Regions from separate parts of the Mus musculus genome. Here region 1 is linked to region 2. The links are chromatin loops, found by intact Hi-C in ENCODE. Cell type or tissue: left cerebral cortex. All regions are shown on one strand. Links, peaks and the distances in the headings refer to the core of each region. The heading gives the core; the rest is flanking DNA.

Evidence for each region. A loop is a pair of places that touch in the nucleus more often than their neighbours do. Peaks named below come from ENCODE experiments on the same cell type or tissue, not always from the same donor. Only the 100,000 strongest peaks of a DNase experiment are listed, where the experiment ranks them.
Region 1: a loop joins it to region 2, with 4 times the contacts of the local background. A loop is called at or near these places in 2 of 42 quality-filtered maps.

Annotation. Positions count from the first base shown.
Region 1 is chr1:177,423,417-177,433,776 of GRCm38, forward strand. No RefSeq gene overlaps it. Among named protein-coding and RNA genes, the nearest start is that of Zbtb18, 14 kb to the right of the region's middle. In left cerebral cortex, for the core only: a CTCF peak has its summit at 4,695; DNase peaks (open chromatin) are centred at 3,480, 3,981, 5,231, 5,865 and 1 more place; H3K4me3 peaks cover 677 bases; H3K27ac peaks cover 1,537 bases.
Region 2 is chr1:177,342,317-177,352,676 of GRCm38, forward strand. All of the region lies in intron 6 of Gm36904 (a long non-coding RNA gene), which reads left to right. Among named protein-coding and RNA genes, the nearest start is that of Gm36904, 90 kb to the left of the region's middle. In left cerebral cortex, for the core only: no CTCF peak of the experiment used is centred there; DNase peaks (open chromatin) are centred at 1,977, 5,091, 6,311, 6,554 and 1 more place; H3K27ac peaks cover 1,280 bases.

The sequences.
Region 1 (10,360 bases), core at 902-8,901, 81 kb after region 2:
CCAGGGACAATCAACTTGAAAAGGAGGGTTTGATCCTGGTTCGTGGCTTCAATCTGAGTCATTCGTTATCTCAGTGCTTTAGCTGAGACAACGTATCACAGCAGGGAGGTCAACGAAGAACATTGCTCATCGACAGCAACCAGAAGCAGAGAGAGGGGCCGGCTGGGATCCCTGTACCCTGCTGAAGGCCTGCTTCCTCCAGCTAGGCCCTGCTCCTGCAGACTCCACCACCCGAGATAGCACCACCAACTAGGGACCAAGGTGGCAACACTTAATCTGTGGGGGGAAAATGTTCACCTCATGATTAAAGATGATGGAGCACAGCTGTTCTGATGGTCACAACAGGCCACAGCAGGCCACAGCAGGCCACAGCAGGCCACAGCAGGCCACAGACATAGTAAGCTGAAACAGAAGCCTGGATTTCACTCCTGAATTTTTTTTCCTGTGTTATATCTGTGATTTTTTTTTCTTCAGTTATATTTTCTCAAACAGGCTCTCTGATAACTGTCCTATATCAGATGGAAACAACGATTCAATAAAACATGATTGATTTTTCAGGGACTATAGAAAGTGATCCATCCGTCTATCTGTCCAACCATCCATTTACCCATCCACCTGTCTCTTGTCCTCCTTCCCTCCCTCCTTCTTCCCCTCCCTCTCTCCTCCCTTCCTCCCTTCCTTCCTTCATCTTTCCTCTCTCCCCTTTCTCTTCCTTCCTTCCATTTTTGGACTCACTGACCCTTCTACCAAAATATCCTAATTGATTTTATTTTGTACAACCCTCAGAAATCTCCCAGTCAAAATAGCCTATAAAGCATATAACCCTGATAATGAGAGACAATTTAAACATCCTATCTACCTTGGCTTTCACAACCTCAAGCCCCATCGAAGCTTTCTTAAAGTCTTCATAGAGTTTTAAAAGATTTGCCCTCATCATGGGAGAAGTACATGAAAGAGGAGATGGAGCAGCAGCCGAGGCTGAGAGAACAGCAGTGGCCACTCACAGGGTTGAAGCCACACCCATCTACCTCACTCCTCTGTGGAGTTCACTTTGAGAAATGGTAAGTTTTTACTTCAAAAGAGAGAAGTGTTTGAGTCTGAAATGTTTCCTTATCAAGATAACCTGAAAGAATATTATGTTCCATGTCTTCGAGTACACTGTCTTTCATAGTTGGCCCTTTAGAACTGAAGTCAGATAGGCTGGGGTGATGGCTCACTGGGTAAAGTGCTTTCTGTACAAGTATGGGAACCTGAGTTCAGATCTCCAAGTGTGTTGGCATGTACCTACACCCCTGGGACTGGATGCTGGGAACAGCAACAGGTGGATCCTGTAGGCTCACTGGGCCATAGCAGAAAGAGCAAGCTTCAAGTTCAGTGAGAGAACCCAACTCAAAACTAAAGGAGAGAGGGGCTTGAGGAAGACATCCCAGTGTCAATCACTGTGCACACACACACACACACACACACACACACACACACACACACACACAGTTAGAGTTTGGGTCTTAACTGTCCTCCAGAGGTCCATGTGTTGAAGACAAGGTTACCCAGATGAAGCCACTACTGGGAGGAGGTAGATAGAGCCTTTGAGAAGCAGGTCCTGGTGGGAGGAGGTATGTCCTTGGGGTGTGTGTCTTGAAGGGATATCTGGGTTCTAGCTGCCCACCTTCTCTGCCTTCCTCCTGGCTGCCAGGAGTTGAACAGCCTTCCCACTATGCTCTCAATCCCTGTGGTGATGTATTGCTTAGTTCAAAAGGTAAACGGTCAAGTTAGACTGAAAGTAGAGTAAACCTTTGCTTCTTTTAAGTTGGTTACATCAGGTATTTTGTCACTGCAATGGTGAGTTCACTAACATGCTTACCCTTAGTAGCTGGTGGGTTTTTTGTTTGTTTGTTTTTGTTTTTACATGTTGCACATACATATTTTCAAAAAAATACTAGATTTTTCTATTTAAATGTTCCTTTTGTTATGCTGACATATTAACATACATGACATTTAAAGATGTAACCTGATTATAAATACCCTGCATCCCTTGCACTTTAGACGATATATACAAAGATGCAATACTTGGGGCTGCAAGTAAAGAATGCCAAATAACAAGACCTTCAACAAGATACACATGAACTCTTTTCTCAAATAAACAAGTCTTATTTTTACTTTAAAATACATAAAAGTACAAACAAAACTAAACACGGCCATACTCTGCCCACCTAGAGCTAAGTTGGCACATTTGCTTTTTGTTTTTGATTTTTTTTTACTGTTTGTTATTTAATTTTAAAGTAAAATTTGTGTATATTTAACGAGCACAATGTAAAGCCTATATATGATCTATAGTGATATGATTACTGTAGTCAAGCTAATTAGCATTTTGATCTCCTCTTATAGCTACATGTATATTACATGTATGTGTGTATTTATGTATGTGCATGTGTATATGTGTATGTATGTATATATATATATATGTGTGTGTGTGTGTATGTGTATTATGTATGTGAGTAGGTGTGTATATGTGTATATATGTATGTGTGTATGAGTATGTATGTATATATGTATATACTTATGTGTGTATATAAGTGTGTGCATGTATGTGTGTATATGAGTATTGTGTATGTTTTTGTATATAAGTGAGTGTGTATATGTGTATGCATGTGTGTATGTGAGAATATGTATTGTGTATGTAAGCGTGTGTGTGTGCCTCAACGTGTGTGTGTGTGTGTGTGTGTGTGAAGAGCACTGAAGATCTACTCTTTAAGCAAACTCTACGTATGTAACAGGACTGGGGTCTGGGGAGATAGTTTGGGTGATGCAATACTTGTGCACAATCGTGAGGACTTACGCTCGATTTCCAGGACCCATACAACCATCTGGCCATGGTGGCACGTGCCTGTAAATTGAGCACTGAGAGGTGACAGAGAAGGCTTTTTGGGGCTTGCTGCCCAGCTAGTCTAGCCAAATGGTGAGCTCTAGGTCAGTGAGATGGACAGCGTTCCTGAAGGTAGGTAAGGAAAGAAGGGTCCATTCAGGCTCTGGGTGGGAGGGCACTGCCCGTCGCTGTAGAGAATGCAGGACAGTGAGAGCTTGAGACAGCTGCTTGCACTGCATCTGTAGCAGAAGCAGAGAGCAACAAATCCTTAGAGTTAGCTTGCTTTCTTCTTTTCACCCAGTCCAGGACCTCAGCCAGGGAAATGCTGCTATCCATGGTGAGAGGCTCTTTCTGCCTCAGTTTCTCTAGTCTGGAAAATCCCTCACAGGCATGCCTAGAAACTTTCTCCTATATCCCATCTCGTTACAATCAATATAAACCATCCCAGGTGTGTACATCCCATCCTTGGGGTCCATTATATCAGCCCAAGCTCAACTCATTACACGTACATTTCAGACACTAGATAGCAACAAAATGAAAGACACCACAGGCATGTGGACTGTCTTTTAATGAGGACCAAAATGCTTCCACTCACACGCCCAGAGCTCACCATATGGGTATCTAGCTGCAAAGGAAGCTGGGAAACAGTTTATTTGAAGGCATCATGTACTTGAGTTTTATCACTAAGGAAGAAAGAGAACTGCTGGGAGAGTAATGACCAGGAAAAAAAAGAAATCACTCAAGTTAATCACTGAGAACGTACTCCTGCTCGGGAAAGTCGGCTTGTCCAAAGTGCAATTTTAGATATGCATCTGTATACATATACATATGGCCATTTTCTTGTTTATAATTAAAAATAAATAAGCAGGATGAGGGTGTAGCTCAGGGGCAGAGCTCTTGGTTTAGTGTGAACGAGGATCTCGAGATTCCATCCTCAGGACCATAAAAGAAATAAGATGGGATGCAGATGGTTACCATATCCATCCCATTCTTAGCCCATCATAATTCCTCTGTAGTCAGTGAATTAGGCATCCTCCGATGTGTGGTATCACTTACATGAATCCTACAGGAAAAGAAGAAGGAGTCCACTCTGCATTGCGGTCCTCGCTGTGCAGAGAGAAAATTACGTGCATATACAGGCATATAACAACAGGCTGCAATTGTCTCAATGACTGCAGCAGTGTTGAGATTGTTATACTGATCTGTGGATAGATAATCTCTTCTGAGCCCATTTATGTCTGTGAATGTGTTCATATGAACAAAAACTTGCTGGATTTTCCATCTCTGGGATGCCGACCACCAAACGGAACCATGGAGAAAGTATGGGAGAACAGACAAATCATAGACAACTCTCTTTAAATTAGTTAAAACGATAGACACCTTTATGTTTTCTTTCTGTGGACTGTAATTTACTGGTTGGTAGCATACACACTAGACTCACCCCCTCCCACGTCCTACAATGTTACTTATAATTTGTATCCCACTGCAGTAAGTTTTTAAATTGTATCTATTCTTAACACCATATATTCCCTAATGACACAGATCCTACTAAATATCTGGAGGCTTGAGTGTCCCCAGCGATCTGATGGTGGGGACATCCAAAACCTGGACTCTTATATCCCTACCAGATAGGATCTAAATTCCCACTGAAGGTGCATGCTGTTAGTGTCATGACTATTTTCAACAGAAACAGAAACTACGTGGGTGTACTGGTCCCTGGGGTGCTGTAAGGCAGCCAGCCGGATGTCAGATGCAGGTGGTCTGACCCAGAGACAGACTGCTTTCCTGTGGCCGCACATCATCCCATAACCCAGCAGAGGGATCATGCCAACCAGGCACAACCGCAGAATGCTCAGGGCACATCCCTCCCCAGGACAGCCTACTGTCTAGTTAGAAAAATAGCATAAGGATGGATATACAATGACCTGACTCTCAAATCCCCTCTCCGTAGGAGCACTGAGCATCAGCTGAAGTGGCCTGGGAGGTGTAGAATCAGTACTGGGCGCTTCATTTGGAACTGCTGACTTCCGTAGGTGGGACACTTTGCCTTGCTTTGCCTCAGGAAGACAGATGGGAACCTTCGAGGCAAAGGTGTTGGGGAGATTTTCCTCCATGCAAATTTTATCTTGCCACGGAATCAAACACCAGTCTGTTTCGGTATGCGCTCGCTCATTTCCTCCGCGCCACACGAGTCGTTTATTTGCAATCACGTTCGCATATTCTGGGCACTGCACATTGGTTCAGTTCACAAGGGGACGGAAACAGATAAAGATTTTGTTAATGGATCCCTTTGTGCATAAAAAGAACTCCCATCTCCCCTCCCACATGCTGTCCCGAATTCCCCTCTTCCTCCTCCAAGTCTTACTTTTTTCTCAGAATGTCTGTGTGTGCCGCATGGCAGTGATTTTCCCTTGGTAATTGCCTTCTTCAAGAAGAAACTTTACAACAGTGAACCCCCACAACACTGTCGTATAAACCAGGGCTGCTTCGAGGCAAAAAAAATCAAGTTGAAAATTATACATTGTGAGTTTTGACATTAAAAAAAGAAGAAGAAAGACTCCCTTCAACACGAGTAGAATTTTGACTGCTGTCCCCAAACATTTACATTTAAATGATAGCCTTCACCAGACCTGTGCGCACTTGATTTTACAGTATGGCGTTCAGAGGAGATAAATGGTGACTTTATTTCAGCATATTCATCTTACAAGTCTGCCTCATTCTGCTTTCTTTTCTTTTTCTTTCTTTCTTTCTTTCTTTTTTTTTTTTTACAAAAGTAGGGTGGAATTCTATGAAAATCTCCGTTGTGGAAACGGAAGAGCTCATGACTTGTCTTGGTAGGGGTCTGTGCCCTGAGATGGCAGTGGCCAGCTTGAGGTGAGAGAAGCATACCTTCTCAGAGTGTCCCCAACCCCAAGAAAGGATCGTGGTAGCAGTAGCTCTCTTTCCCTTGCAATAGCAACAACAAAATGATGCCACAGACAAAAACTGTCATGTCCCACCCACTCCATCTGTCCTTTGCTGTGCACCCACGGCTCCCTCATTCTACAAATTAATCTTTCACACATTTTTCAACAAAAAAAGTGTTAATGTTATAAAAGAAAAAAACAAGGAAAACAGAAAGGGCTGTGTAGAAAATAAATTAAATTTAAATTTGATGGCAGTTATGACTTTTTTTATTGACTATAGGAGCAAACAGTCACATCAAATTGGTGCCACTGGCATATAATTAAAACTACAGGGCACCCTTAATGATCTCTGACAATGATCGCGTGTGTGGTTTTTTTTAAATATAGCATGCACATTTTGTCCAATTTGGGTCTTTTTTCCTGTTGCTTTTGTCCTCTTTCTGAGTGGGTATTATTCATGAACCGAGTCTTTATTATCTATTTGGCCATCTGCATAGCATTGGCCATAGTCCCCTGTATTGTAATTTTGAGTGAAAATAAGGGCTATGGGAGATTGCAGCCCTAAAAATAATAATACTAGCAGTGAGAACTCAAATTTAAAAAAAAAAGAAAAAAGAAAAAAGAAAAGAAAGAAAAAAACCATGAAGGAAAAGACTCGGGATGGAGGTGAGGTTTAGAGGCACATGGCAAGGAGGTCAGAAACATGTAAACCATTTTGGGAATGGGATCTGGACGTTCACGCTGAGCAAAGCGACGTTACTCCCGTTGCTGAGAGGCCCTGCTGGATGGGATGCTTCCTCAGGCTCCAGTGTCGTTCAAAGAAAATAAAATCCTCTGTTTTCTCGAAAGATCCTCTTGTTTCAGAAGATCCTCCTGTTTCGAAAGTTTGTAGACCTCATAATGCAGTGGTGGCCCCAAATTCTAGCGCCGCCGTGCCCTTAAACTGATGATCACGATGTTACTTCTTGAATGCTCAGGTTTGCCCATACCGGGTCCCTTGTTTTTAGTTCAGTGAATGGAGATTTTCTAAAAATAAAAGATAAGAGATAGTATTTCTCATGGAAAAAAATGTGGGGACTGTAACTATAACTTAGTTTTAGGTAAATCACTTGCCTCGCGCATGATTTGGGTTTTATCCCCTAAAACGGATGTGCATAAATGCATGTGTGTGTGTGTGTATACCTGTATGTATGTATATATGTATGTATGTGTATGTATTTGGTTATGTGGATACCTGTATATATGTATGTGTATTGGTGAAAGATGAAAGGACTGAAAACTGGCAAAACTACTGCTTCTAAATGTTGCCTAACCTTATGGTTCTCTCCATCTGCTTTGCCTCCTTTTGACCTTTGCTTTCTGAAATTCTCCTCTTATTAGGGTTAGATTACCTTTTCTGTCTACTTCTCAGATTTTCTTGCAGCCACTGGGAGCCTATCAAAGTCAGCTGATTGAAAAATGAATTTGAAAAAAGAAAAGGAATTGAATTACCAAAGACAATTCCTAGGAAGAGTTAGATGTATAGGGGCACACTGTATGTATGACAGTAACAGTTTAGTCTCAGATGCAAAGGCAAAATATTCTACTTGCTTTTAATATTTCTTCTAGTTTTTTTCCCTCTCGTTGACCCCTATTAGAGGAGTATACAATTAAAGCTACACACACACACACACACACACACACACACACACACACACACACATACTGCTTGGGCTTACTACCAAAGAAAGACAAAATCTGTCAATTATCTCATTATTTAGAAAATGAGTTATTTACTTATGCTTAATAGTGGCTTAAATAACTTCCTCTTTTGTATTTATATTTCTTTCTAAGTTGGTTTGTGTAGGTAGATAGTAACAACCTACACGGCATAAAATCTTCAGATTTGGAAAGTTCAAGCTAATGACTTTCACATCCATACTGATTTACCTAAAAATAACGCAGCAGCTCTCAAATCAAGAAAGACAACACAGCTTCACAAACAGCCATTGTGCACTGGCTCGTGTTAAGTAAAACCTAGGCTGTATTATTTCATTAGCTTCATAAGTAAATAAGCTACTACGGGTTTGATGCAACTTGCATGGATAAAGAATACTGTCATTAAAATAATTAAGAGTTCATCTGGGGCTGGTGAGATGGTTCAGCGGTTAAGACCACTGACTGCTGAGTTCAATTCCCAGCAACCACATAGTGGCTCACAACCATCTGTAATGTGATCTGATGCTCTCTTCTGGTGTGTTTGAAGATAGTGACAATGTACTCATATAAATAAAAAAAATAATAATTTTTTTTAAAAAATTAAAAAAAAAAAGAGTTCAGCTGGATGTGATGGCATACAACTTTAACCCCAGTGCTTGGGAGGCAGAGGCAGTTGGATCTCTGTGAGTTCAAGGCTAGTCTGGTCTACAGAGCAAGTGTCAGGCAAGAGAGGGCTACATAGTGAGGCCTTTTCTCAAAAAGAAAGATAAACATTTTAGCACACTGACTGGCATGCAGTTTTTAAATGGCATTGTAAATTATACCCTTGTATGGTAGTAGTATAGATTACCTCCATGGGATATGAAGAAAGTAAAACGATAATTTAGATGCTTGTTGTAAAGCTTGCAGTTGAATTTCCATTAAATCGGTATTGAAATGATTGATAGTTCCCAGTCTTATCCAGACCTGGCTCCTGTGTAGTATGTGTGAGGCCCTGGGATCAGTGCCTCCAGCTGAGGAATGGGAAAGGCTAGATCTTCATTTAACATTTAATGTTACATTTAATTACATTTAATGTAACATTTAATGTTTGTTTCTTCAAAGCTCCCAATTCTTCCTTAACAGCAAACTCATGGGCTTAAGCACTCATAATCAAGGCCAACATATTTAGTCTTTTAGTTTTTTTATGAAAATACAGGGATTCAAAGTCATAGATTTAAAAGTATTCTGGAGATATGATATAATGGAGATGCTTTTAATAATAGAGACTCTCCACTTTTTGAAATGTTTGGGCCGGTATTTTTTGCTTCATCCTTTCTTTCACATTACTTCTCCATTCTCCAAAGTATTATCCTATGGGAAACTCCGTGTGGATGTTAAACATTGCCTCTTAGCCACAACTTCTGGTTGCTCCAATAACTAGAAATTCCACAACAGCTAGTTGTGCCTCTCTCATGCCTCACTTCAATGCTGCTGTAATTGTGGAGTTGGTTAGCAAGGCAGAAAGGAAGGGGACCACGGGTAAGTAGAGCCCTTGCTCCGAGTGTATTCCTTCTAGCTCCACGGCTGTCTTGAAGTACCGCAGACGGATAATCTCAGAAGCCACGCAAGAAGAAAGAGTCTCAATCACATTTCTGACCGGATCCCTCCTTATGGCTGTGAGAGTTTAATTTTCATTTAAACAACAATAAATACAGGCATAAGGGTTTGAAATGAATTATGTAAGCCCTTTAGCCATAACCGTTCCATTCTGCCACCGAATGAGCTGCTGTTCTCACTTTGTTTTATGGGCCTCCGCGTAGCCCGTGTTATTATATCTGCCAAATAAAAGCCAGCAAACCATGCAAATGAAAATATAATCTTTTATCTCTCACAGTCGCAGGATGCACCCAGATAGCATTTTTTTATCCACTACACTTCAGTGTGGTTTTCTCTGCTCTCAGAAGCCTCTCTTCTCATCGGCATCTATGGAGAGGAAAACATCTTCATTTATATCCACCGACAGTGTATGTTTTCACTGGAGATGTTGGAGATCATTTATTTTATTATATTTTTAGCTTGTTTGTCTGGTTCAATAGAGATTATGGACTTTTCCTTTAAATGTAGGAAACCAATAGATAATTTCTTTATAAAGTACAACAAATTCTGGTTTGGGTTTTTTGGTTTTGGTTTTGGGTTTGTTTGTTTTAGATAAAGGTTTGTATTTTCTTGTTTGTTCTGTTGTTTTATAAGAAGCAGAGTCTCACTCTATTGGCCAGGAAAACGCCCATGCATTGACCTCCCCTGTGATGGCTAGCACTACAGGTGTGGGCCACCATGTGGTCCTATACACAATGACTCAATGACCGTGATGAGCTAGCTCTTGGACCCACTCGTCTTGATTTAGGCTCTTGCAAAGTCACTTAACCATTTATCCTCCAGGTGATGAAAATAACACCCTGTCCACCCCTAAGTTCTGAGAGCTAACTCATCCACAAAGATGAAGGGTATTTTACTAGTCTGCCTAGCCTAGCCTCAGACACATGAGTTTAAGTGGTCTTCCTGCCTGGGTCTCCTGAGCCCCTGGAGTTCAGCACCATAGCACATAGGACAGAGAGGCTATGATCCTACACATCTCTACCATTCATATAAGGAGGTTGCTCTGTTGGATCACAGCACACCCATGAAAGTTCACTGGAGGGTTATCAAGCTGGCTCCATAGGTAAAGGTGCTTGCTATGTAGCCCAACAACCTGAACATTTATAAAACTGGAAGAAGAGAACCCACTTCATGAAGTTGTTGTCTGACCTCTGCATGTGCTCTATGGCGTGCACGCTCCCACATATTGTGCATACATATCACACAGACAATAACACATAAAGGTGTTTTGTTTTTAATTTAGAATTTTATACAT
Region 2 (10,360 bases), core at 1,148-9,147:
TGCCAATAATCAGGATCAAGTTTCCAAGTAAACATGAAACCCTTGGAAAATATTTATTTTCCACTCTGAACTTGGAGAGTTCCAATGCTTTTTTTTTTTTTTTTCTTTTTCTTGACGAGGCCGACATTGAGATTAGTGCATTTGATTTTGACTGGGTGTAATGAGATGTGTCAACATCTGAGAGATCAGCGAAGTACTGTTTTCTAAATAACTTTAACTAGTGCATCATGTTACAAAATCTGGAATGAGAGAAAGAGCCATCCTAAGTGTGGGCCTGGCAATATAGTTTAATATCATAAGTAGAAAAAGTCATAGACATGATTGACTTCAGATTTCACACTGCCATCAGCCACTTGTATATCAAAGAAGAATATGTAGCTATCTGAAAGGGCGAATATATCACTTACTTTTCTAACCACATAACTCTACAAAGCCAGATTTTCTTCAGTTACTTCAACTAACATGATGTATTCCAGCAGGCTGCATGGTGAAGACACTGTGGACTGCAGATTTGTCCTCTCTGAATGGACATAGAAAGAGAACTGAAAAAAACTCCTTAAGTCATCTTCTGGACAAATATGGTCTTTTTTATCATAAGAATATGTCGCTTCACAATGGAATATTTATTGTTATCTTAAATGGAGGGGCACGTTCATTTGTTTTGCATTCCTTATATGGAAATATTAGTAAATATCACCTACATAAAACACAATATCTTCTTAAAGTATAAAGGTCTTGTACAGTCTTCAGAATACTTGTGAGCCCTGAAATAAGTGATTCTCTGCATGACTCTTTTGGAAGTGGGGATGTCTGTGCTGAGGCTTAAAGGAAGAATTTTCTAGGAGAGAAGATGAGAAAATAAAAGGTTAAAGGTGGGAAGGGCCTGCGTGTAAGAGGAAGAAAAGTCTGCTACGCAGGTTTACAGAGATTATTAACTTAAATGAAAAATGCACATGCGACTCCTTGGCCCTGTGCCCAGCACATGGTGTGTGATGAACTGCTGATGAGAATCAGGTTCTGTGCAGGCTGCACACTCGTGGCTGGAGCCTGGCGGTGGGACTCATACATTTGGGGCTCATTGGCAGCTCTTCTAGGCTATTGGGTGGTGGAGTCTTTAATCACCTTTCTGTATCCCTTGGTTTTTCTTGCAAAATTTATGTTTGGAAGAGTCGCCTTCAGTTTCTACACCCTGCCAGCTCTGATTTCCTGCCTCTGTACAGCAGTGAGAGTAAGCTGTGTGTCCATCACACACGGGCTTTTATAAAGTTCTGAGGAAAAGCATTTCTGTGTCTTTCTTTCTCTCTTTCTCTCTTTCTCTCTCTCTCTCTTTCTTTCTTTCTTTCTTTCTTTCTTTCTTTCTTTCTTTCTTTCTTTCTTCCTTCCTTCCTTCCTTTCTTTCTCTCTCTCTCTTTTCTTTCTTTCTTTCTTCCTTCCTTTCTTTCTCTCTCTCTCTTTTCTTTCTTTCTTTCTTTCTTTCTTCCTTCCTTCCTTTCTTTCTCTCTCTCTTTTCTTTCTTTCTTTCTTTCTTTCTTTCTTTCTTTCTTTCTTTCTTTCTTTCTTTCTTTCTTTCCAAGCATGCAGGCATGAGTTTAGTCACTGTCCTTAAAACTTATGATCTTAATAAATTAGGGAAATAAAATATGCTATTTTTAAAACTTATGTATATGTGTGCTTGTTTGCATATTTGCATGTGCATATGGCTATTCTCAGATCCAGAAGATGGAGTCAGATCCCCTAGGACTAGAGTTACAGGTGGTAGTGAGCTGTCTGGTGAGAGTGCTGAGAATAAACTCAGTTCCTCTGCAGGAGCAGCAGGTGCTCTTAACCTCTGAACCGTTATGTCTTTCAAGGGCACACCCCATGAGCAGAAGACTTCCTACTAGCTGTACCTCCCAATACTGCAAGCAGAGAACCAGTCCTTTAACACGTGCATGTGCGTGCGTGTGTGTGGGCCTTTAGGGAATTCCAGCAGTAAGGGCTGGTTTGGACCATTCTTTCCCCTCCCACAGATTCAAAACTTAAGCTCCACCACAAGACAGCTGAATATAACTTTACTGAAGTGGAGTTGAAACGTCATGGTTGACATTTTTAAATTTCTCCACATAATTCCATGGTCACTTAGAGTTGACAACTACTAGTACACAAATTTTGCTGCTACCCTGGACCCCATCCTATTATAATTTCCAGTCCCAGTTCCCATCTGTCCCTATGTTTGTTTGGTTTCCAGTCCTTGTGTCTATGAAGCATCTTCTTTCAGAAGCCTTTTTACTGAATGTATCAATTCAACGTGGCTTTGGTTTTACGGCAGGGTCTTGCTCTATGGCACTGGGCTCTGTAGGGTCAAAGTTAAGAAGCATTCTTTCCTCTCCTAATGTGGGCCTCAGCAGCTCTGCTCCCAAGCTCTCACGTCCATTGCTACTTAAGGCGTAGAAGGGCATGCTTGTTCCTAGGTTCTCAGGACCAAGAACTCACTGTTCTCATCCATGAGTTGACAGCCACTCCATTGCCTATGCTCAAGTGCTTCAGCAAAGAATGGAGGGGCAGGCCTATCATCCCAGCATCTCTGGAGGCTAAGGTAAGGGAATTTTCAAACCAGGAATTTGAGGCTATCCTGACAACACAGTGGAACTCAGTCAACCAGTCAGTCAATCAATCATCAATCAGTCAGTCAGGGACTGGCAAGGTGACTTAGTAGTTAAAGATACCACTGCATCAACATGAGGTTGATGCTCACATAGTAGAAGGAGCTGACTCCTGCTAGTTGTCACCTGACCTACCTACATGTACTCACCTATAATAATAATAATAATAATAATAATAATAATAATAATAAATACTTAAACTGCATCTTCATCTTCTTGGTGGCAGTAGTTGTGCAGAGACAGAAAGCTTGCACAAACAGTTCTCCCCCCCCCCAGCCTCATTTTTCTACTGGAGATCGAACCCAGGGCCTTGGTTATACTATGCATGTCCCCTACCACTGAGCTACACTCCCAACCTTGCTAACAGGAAGGTCTTTGATTTACTGGAGCAAAACTACTCTGAATTGAGCCAAGGTTTGGTGACTACAGCACACAGTAACTGGAGACTCAAATAAGCAAAAGATCTGCATGAATATGGAAGGGGAAAAATGATGGACTGGGGAGGAGGGCAGTGTGGCCAAAGTACATTGTGGACTTATGAAGATGTTCTCGTGATAGGCACCAGTAGAAATATCTCTAAGACAGACAGTCAGAGCCGCTGGACTCGTACAGCAGCATTCCGTCCCTCTGGTTGTTCTAGCATTTTCCACTCTCCTTTCTCCGTGAGCACAGGCTGTCAAAGCTCCTCCCTGTCTCCTCCAGGTCAACAGATCTAGCAGGCACACAGAGTGATGGGTTATCTACTGTATATTTGGCCAAGTGTAAAAGGGAACTTACAATTTTGTGGTCAGTTTATTTTCACCCTGTTCATTCTCGGGGTGAGGGGAGCACAACTTTCACCTCATTGATTTCCTGTGCTCATTGACTTGAAGGCTGCTGTTAGCAGGAGCTTGCTCCACAGCCTTTCCAGGCATCTTTTCTATGCCTTGGCAATTCTCTGCTTTTGGCTTGAATGTGTTCGGGCTCAATTGGGTGGCATGTATCCTCAGTGAGACACTGGTCTTTTCAGTAGACATGCTCTAAATTCTACAGTCTTCCATAGGTGAAATCTGAAAGGATCTTACAGATTATTCTAGTCTAGCTCTTCCTTTAAACATGTAAGCACCAAAGGCGAGTGAGGGTAAAGAGGTCATGTGACTGGAATAAAGAGCAGAGTTAGATAGGAAGGAAGGAAGGAAGGAAGGAAGGAAGGAAGGAAGGAAGGAAGGAAGGAAAGAAGGAAGGGATTGGGGGAGATGAAGAGAGAAGGAAGATGAGAAAAGGAGGGGAAGGGTAAACCGAGGAAGAGGGAGAGAATAGAGATAAACTATATCAGTCAGGATGGTTTTGGCTGTGAGTAACAACACTCAATTCAAAGTGGCTTTATGAAATAATTGCATCTATTATTGCACACACCAGGAAGACCTGAGTCAAGCAGCCTTCTAGTATAATACAATTAGAGTTCTGATTCCTCTTCTCCAGGATTCCTCACTCCACCTTCCCACCTCTCGATTTCCCATGTGTCACCTGGTTTAATGGAGGAAGAGGTTGAGCAGGATTCCATTGGGAAGAAGAAAGGAGGGATGGGCCACTCCATCCCAGGGACCATTGGCACAAAGCCACATGCAGTAAAGAGTAGATGACATGCTGTTATTTCTGCTTATCAGGGCCTGGTGACCTGTGGGATTAACAACCTGTGTTGAACTTGGCCCATGTTGTGGAAGGAAGGGGCAAAGTGGGGGAGGAAACCAGCACAGCGCCTGTGGAAATTCTTCTTCACACTGAGAATGGCCAGGACGGAAGAAACACGAGGAAGCTCTCAGATCTGACTTGCATGCCTGAGGCATGAGCTAGGTGGAAACTTCAGCTCCAGTAGGAACCATTGCTACCCGGAAGGACTATTTGGGGCTAGCCTAGACCTGAAGGAAGATTAACGACTTCACCTGGAAATTCTCCCCTTGAATTAACCAAAATCCGCTGCTGCCAAGAGTCTGTCTTTCTCAGAGGAAAGTTGGCAAGATGCGCCACCCTTAGAGTGACCCACATGCTTGCTGTGCTCCTGGGTCTTGCCTTTCCTCTTTGTTCTGAAGGTTTTATATATTACCTTGCAGGAAGGCTAATCTCAGGGCGGAGTTCTTTCCCTGGTACAAGGCTTTGTTTCCACTCTAGGCCATTACTGTAGGAACTTTTTACAATTTTAAACATTGTCATTGTGTGTCTGCATTCCGTTATACTGCACTGCCCTGGTCCTCCGCTGCTCCAGTGGGTGTGTTTGGTGGGGGAATTCTTTGAGGTTTGTGGAGAGCATTTTGGAGAAGTGTAGTTAGATAATGTCCTGGTTCTCAGGGATCCTTTTTTAAAGCATTGCCATTTTCACATTAATCATCCTGTTTCTGAAGCACAGACAAAAGTTTCACAGCTTTTCTGCTGGGTCTGGGGAGGGGCTGCTTCTAGGAGTGCTCCTCCAGTCTGGAGAGGCAGCTTCGGGCTGAGTTGTGGGGGCGGTGTGGAAAAGCTTTTGGCTCCTGAATTACAATAAGGATTTGAATCAAGAGAGCCCACAAAGATTCTGCCCAGAAAGCTGTTCCACTCTCAGTTTCTTTTTTGGGAAGTGAGGCCCCAAGTATTAATGTCTTACCGCCCCACCCCCCCCACCCCCACCCCCGAATTCATTTTGCAAGTGGAGTACACAAAGAGGGGAGACTTGGAAAGTTCTTTCCCCGGCCCCATCTTCACCCCTACCCTATAACTTAAGTTCTCAGGAGTTTGAGGAGTCTGTGCTGACTTCCTGTGATACTGTTTTCTTTTTAATTTTTAAATGTGCTTTAACTTGTGTGTGTTTGCTTGCACACATGTGCACACACATGAGTGCAAGTATTGGATAGGTGTACAAGGGTACCAGAGGCGTCAGATCTTTCTAAAGCTGGAGTTAGAGGCTGTTGTGAACTGCCCAATGTGGGTGCTGGGAACAGAACTCTGATCTTCTGGAAAAGAAGTGATCTTCACTGCTGGTCTCTATCTCCATCTCTGCCCTGCTCCACCTCCACTTCTGCTTTAAGAACTGGAATGTTCTGCCGTTCTCCTAGGCTGGTTGGAAGAACTTGTTTACTTGCAAAGGCCCCCGTCAGCATCTTTCTGGCCAATGTTCTGTTTTCTCAGCTTTCTCTAATGTCTAGCCCCAGGTCCTAGAATCAGTCCTGATGATGAAAAGATGACTGTAGACTTCAGCAGTATTGAATGAAGGATGTCAAGACTTCTATAGACTCAACATGCAACACAGTGCCATGTCTGCTAACCTTTCAGGACCAACTGTCCTTTGTTGTCCTATGACTCCTGACTTCTTGCATGCCCTCCAGCCACTACATCCTGAGCTATACCTGTGCCTCTCATCCACCAAGGCCACTGGCCTGTTCTGCCACCTCTTTCTTTAATAGTGTCAACTAAGCCCTATCCTGCCCTGAGCCCCAGCCTGCTGGATGGATTTCTTCACACCACTGTGGTGAGTTCTGTTGGACTGGCCTCGTGGGGCTCACTCATGTGTACCCGACTGAGGGTATGCCTGGGTTTGCCACCATATTGATGGCTTTTTGCATCCTGCCTGAAAGGCCCTTTGGTACAGTATCTCAAGCCAATGGTTAAACCACGAGGGCTGTCGGCACCTAGCCAGGAATGGCGTGTTGCAAGGAATTCAGACATCCCACCAAGCCTTGTCTCGGGAACCCAATGTAGAATGCTTTATATAAGTATTCTCATTATGTTTTGAAAATGTGTGTATGTAGATGCTTCTGTATCTAATTTAATTAGAGAAGGCTCTATTTAAAAGCATGACTGAATTCATGACAGCTTTTTATCACTGTGCGTCTTCTCCATTGATCAGTGGGTGCCAAAAATACAAGCGTAACAACATAAGATGAAGTCGAAGCTGAGAGCCGGTCTGTGTTTGTCATTTCCCTCCCTCACCGCCCTCAGAGGTGCTGATTTCCTTGGGTTGCAACATTCTGCCCGCAGTACAGAGCTCCTAAGACATCCTTTATTCTGGACTGGCGAGATGGCTCAGTGGGTGAAAGTGCCAATCACACAAACCCGATGACCTGATTCGATCTCCAGATCTTACAGCAGAAGGGGACAGTTAGCTCCGACTTCCCGATGCAGGCCGTGGCCGTACACCCATGAGCCCACGCATGCATGCATGCACGCCCACACACACATTTTTCTACATTAAATGCAAAGCTTGCTGAAAATTTTCCTTCTAGGTACAGTTGGCAGGGGTGTCGGGGTGAATCCCTGCTGAACAATTGCCACAGTTGTCTACAGATGTTATCCTGTCCTGAGTTAGGGTACCTGCCACAGCTGCCTCCTGGTAAGGGCTCCAGGGAGGGACAACTATCGACTGGAAGTATCCCTCCGAGAAGGCTCCTGCCTAGTTGCCTGGTCTCTGGCCTATGGTACTGATGAATGGGTCCTTTGAAGGTAGGCAGGTGACACATCACTGTCTTGGCAGTGTAGGGGTACTGAGATCCCAGCACTATCCTCTCTCTCTAGTTTTACTTCCTGAGTACTGTGAGGTGGCCTGACCTCTTATGATGTTCTGTGCTACCATAGGCCCAAAGCAACAGAACTAAGCAATGATGGACCAACGCCTCAAACCATGATCTACAATAATCCATTTCCTTCTTTTAGTTAGTTGATCCTCTCATCCATGACTTTGGAGCTGAGTGACAATTTGCCCTGAAAGCAACATAACCTTCCGATGGCCCTCTGAGGTTACTGTTGTGGGTCAAGGCTATAGCAGAGGAAAAAGTGGAGAAGTCTCTCTGCTTCTCCCTCTCAGGCCCTGAGAAGCTGTTGAAGGGGACTGTCTGACTGCCCTGCCTCCTCACTGAGGATGGGGAAGACTTGTGGAAATGGAGCCTATGTCTGAGAACCAAATACGCCATGGGAAAGATGAACTTGGTAAGACCATTTAATTGACACGGGTGAGTTGCCCTTGGCTAGCCTGTGCTGGCTCACAGAGTAAGTGCGCCAGAGCTAGCCCTTTTGAGAAATCATAAGCAGCAGACAACATTGGGCGTGGCACCCCCCCACACACACCCCCTGTGTGCCCAAGGAGGAAACTTCTGTGCTCGGAGACTCCTGTCACAACCAGTTCCCCGTGAATCCTGCCTGCCATAAGTGCTTTACCACAGCTCAAGACAAGGATCTGTACCTTCTTGTGTACTGTGGGAACAGCTTGAAAAAAGGAATGATGCCTGCTGTTCTCATGGTGATAACAACTCTCCCCCAGATGTCAGGGGAGGGGTTTACCCAGAGCTAGAAACTGTGTTTTGTATTATGGATTCCTGTACAGTAAAGACAGTCATGGTGCATACCTCTGCAGCCTGTGGTCTGAAGGAAAGTACAGAGGGGAAAGTAAATAAATGCATATGTAATTACATATTCTGAGAAGGAAGTGCACTGTGCACAGGGAAAGGCCGAGGAGTCCTTTTAGAGAGCGTGGGGAGACTGTTTGTAAGGAAGTGGTATTTAATACTTAGTTATGCAGGATCAGAAGGCACCAGCCTCTGCCTGCATGTGGGGTTAAGAGTCATTTGTGCTGAGAGAGAACAATGTTCCAATGTCCTGTGGTAAGAAAGCACCTTCTTCCGTGAGAACTTTAATAACCTTATAGAGAGGAGGCCGGAGGAGTTACCTCTCCCTGACAGTCAGTGCTGGGAGGATTGCCCACATGAAGACAGATTAATCGAGTAGTAGAAGTTAACTAGAAATTGTGAGCTTAGTCAAAAGTTATTGTATCAAACATAGGTACAAAGCCCCGGGAGTCTCACTAAATGGGCTGACCTTGAATTTTACTGCCATCTTTCCTATTAAGACTTCCATTAGAGGTGTGCTTCCCTTCACTACAGATGGATTATCAGGACACCTGCTTTAAAACAAAAACTGAGAGGGAAAAAGAGAGAGAGAAAGAGTGAGAATGAGAGCTCTGTATTCTCAGTGGGAGAGAGAAAGACTAGCAAGAGGATGCCCCAGGAAAACAAAACAGAGAGTCCAGGCAGAGACAAAGCTCTTATCTGTGCAATCCCACGATCTGGTCAAGAAAAGCCCAGCAAGATCAGAGACTGGTCTTGATGTGTGATAAGTAGACATGAGGCAGAAAAGACCACTGTTGGGGTAGGGGGTAGGGGGGCTGGGAAAAACCAAAGGAATTGGATTCGGAGGGTCTATGTTGCTATTCTGAAAAGAACTGTTAATGCATAGGACCTTTATTCAAGACCAGAGACAGACATTGGAAAGTATATCTATTCATAAAAATATATGAGCATCTTACTGTTACCCATACAAAATCGCCAAGGATCTTTCTGGAGTCTTACAAGCTTTCTAGGCAAACAAGGGACCCTGAGACTAAAACTTGGTCTTCCTCCTACTCTGTGTGCATATGACTGGGTCATCTGTGTCTGCAAAATCCCTTATTCAAGGCCAAACAACAGGACAAAAAGGTAAATGTTGTTTTCTGTGGTGAGCCCCTGCCTTGGTGACAGGGAGACACCAAAGAGTAGAATGGGATAGGCCAGAGAGGCCACCAGCTCAGCCATGGATTGTGGCATGCAGAAAGGGTGATGCGTGTGAAGTGTCCTCTCCCTCAGCCTGCTTAACTTAGCATTCTGCTTGGCTTCCTTTATAAAAAGGAAAGCCCGGGCTGGAGAGATGGCTCAGTGGTTAAGAGCACCAACTGCTCTTCCGAAGGTCCTGAGTTCAAATCCCAGCAACCACATGGTGACTCACAACTATCCATAATGAGACCTGATGCCCACTTCTGGTGCATCTGAAGACAGCTACAGTGTACTTAGATATAACAATAAATAAATCTTAAAAAAAAAAAAAGGAAAGCCCATCCTTGTTGGTAGTCACACTGTGATAGGTTTGCCCTTAGCTCCACAAAGTACAATGCATATAACCTTCATCTGGTAAATAAATAAACGAAACTGAAAAATGAACCTGTCCACCTCTGCCCAGCCTCACCTAAGAAGAGCAATACTATAATATGCCCAAGTGGCTATGACCATGGGGAAATGTTTCCATGGCCCTGTCTACGCGGGCCCGTGTCCTCAGCTGTCCCCAACCGTGTCCCCTTCCCTGCTTATGATTGGTTTGTCTAAGTCAATCCCCAAACCTAGCTCTATCCTTTCTGCTTTTCCTCTGGAAACATAGGCCTCCCAAGTGAACTCTCAGACCCTTGCTGACTTGTGAGACAATTGCTTCAAGAAAAACCTCAATGGAGTGAATGATCCTGACTGGGAAGGCGAGCCTCAGGCACTGACTTTCCTAGAAAGTTTACTGAGCATGTGCGATGCACAGACACTGAGGGAGGTCCCAGGGGTCCAAGGACAAGTAAAAGATGGCTTCTGCATGTGGAGGTGGCCTTCACCCAGTTGGGAAGGTAGATTTGGTGATCCGTAGGGCATGCTCAGGGCATTTGTGAAAAGCATTCTGGGAAGAAGGCAGGGAACGAGCATTGAATGTTGAGGCTCACGGGGCAGCCAGCAGTTGACAGGACACTGAAGGAGGAGCTTCACCCCAGGGCGGGGGTGGGGACGGGCACAGTTGGGGACAGGCACAGCTCAATGCTTTACACTTTGCTCTGGATCAGATTTCTGAGGCTGTGTTTCAGTTTGGTTTTCTTTTAATGAATTGATTATTTTATTTTCTGTTTCTTCCTGGTAGGTTTTGAGATTAAGACTCAT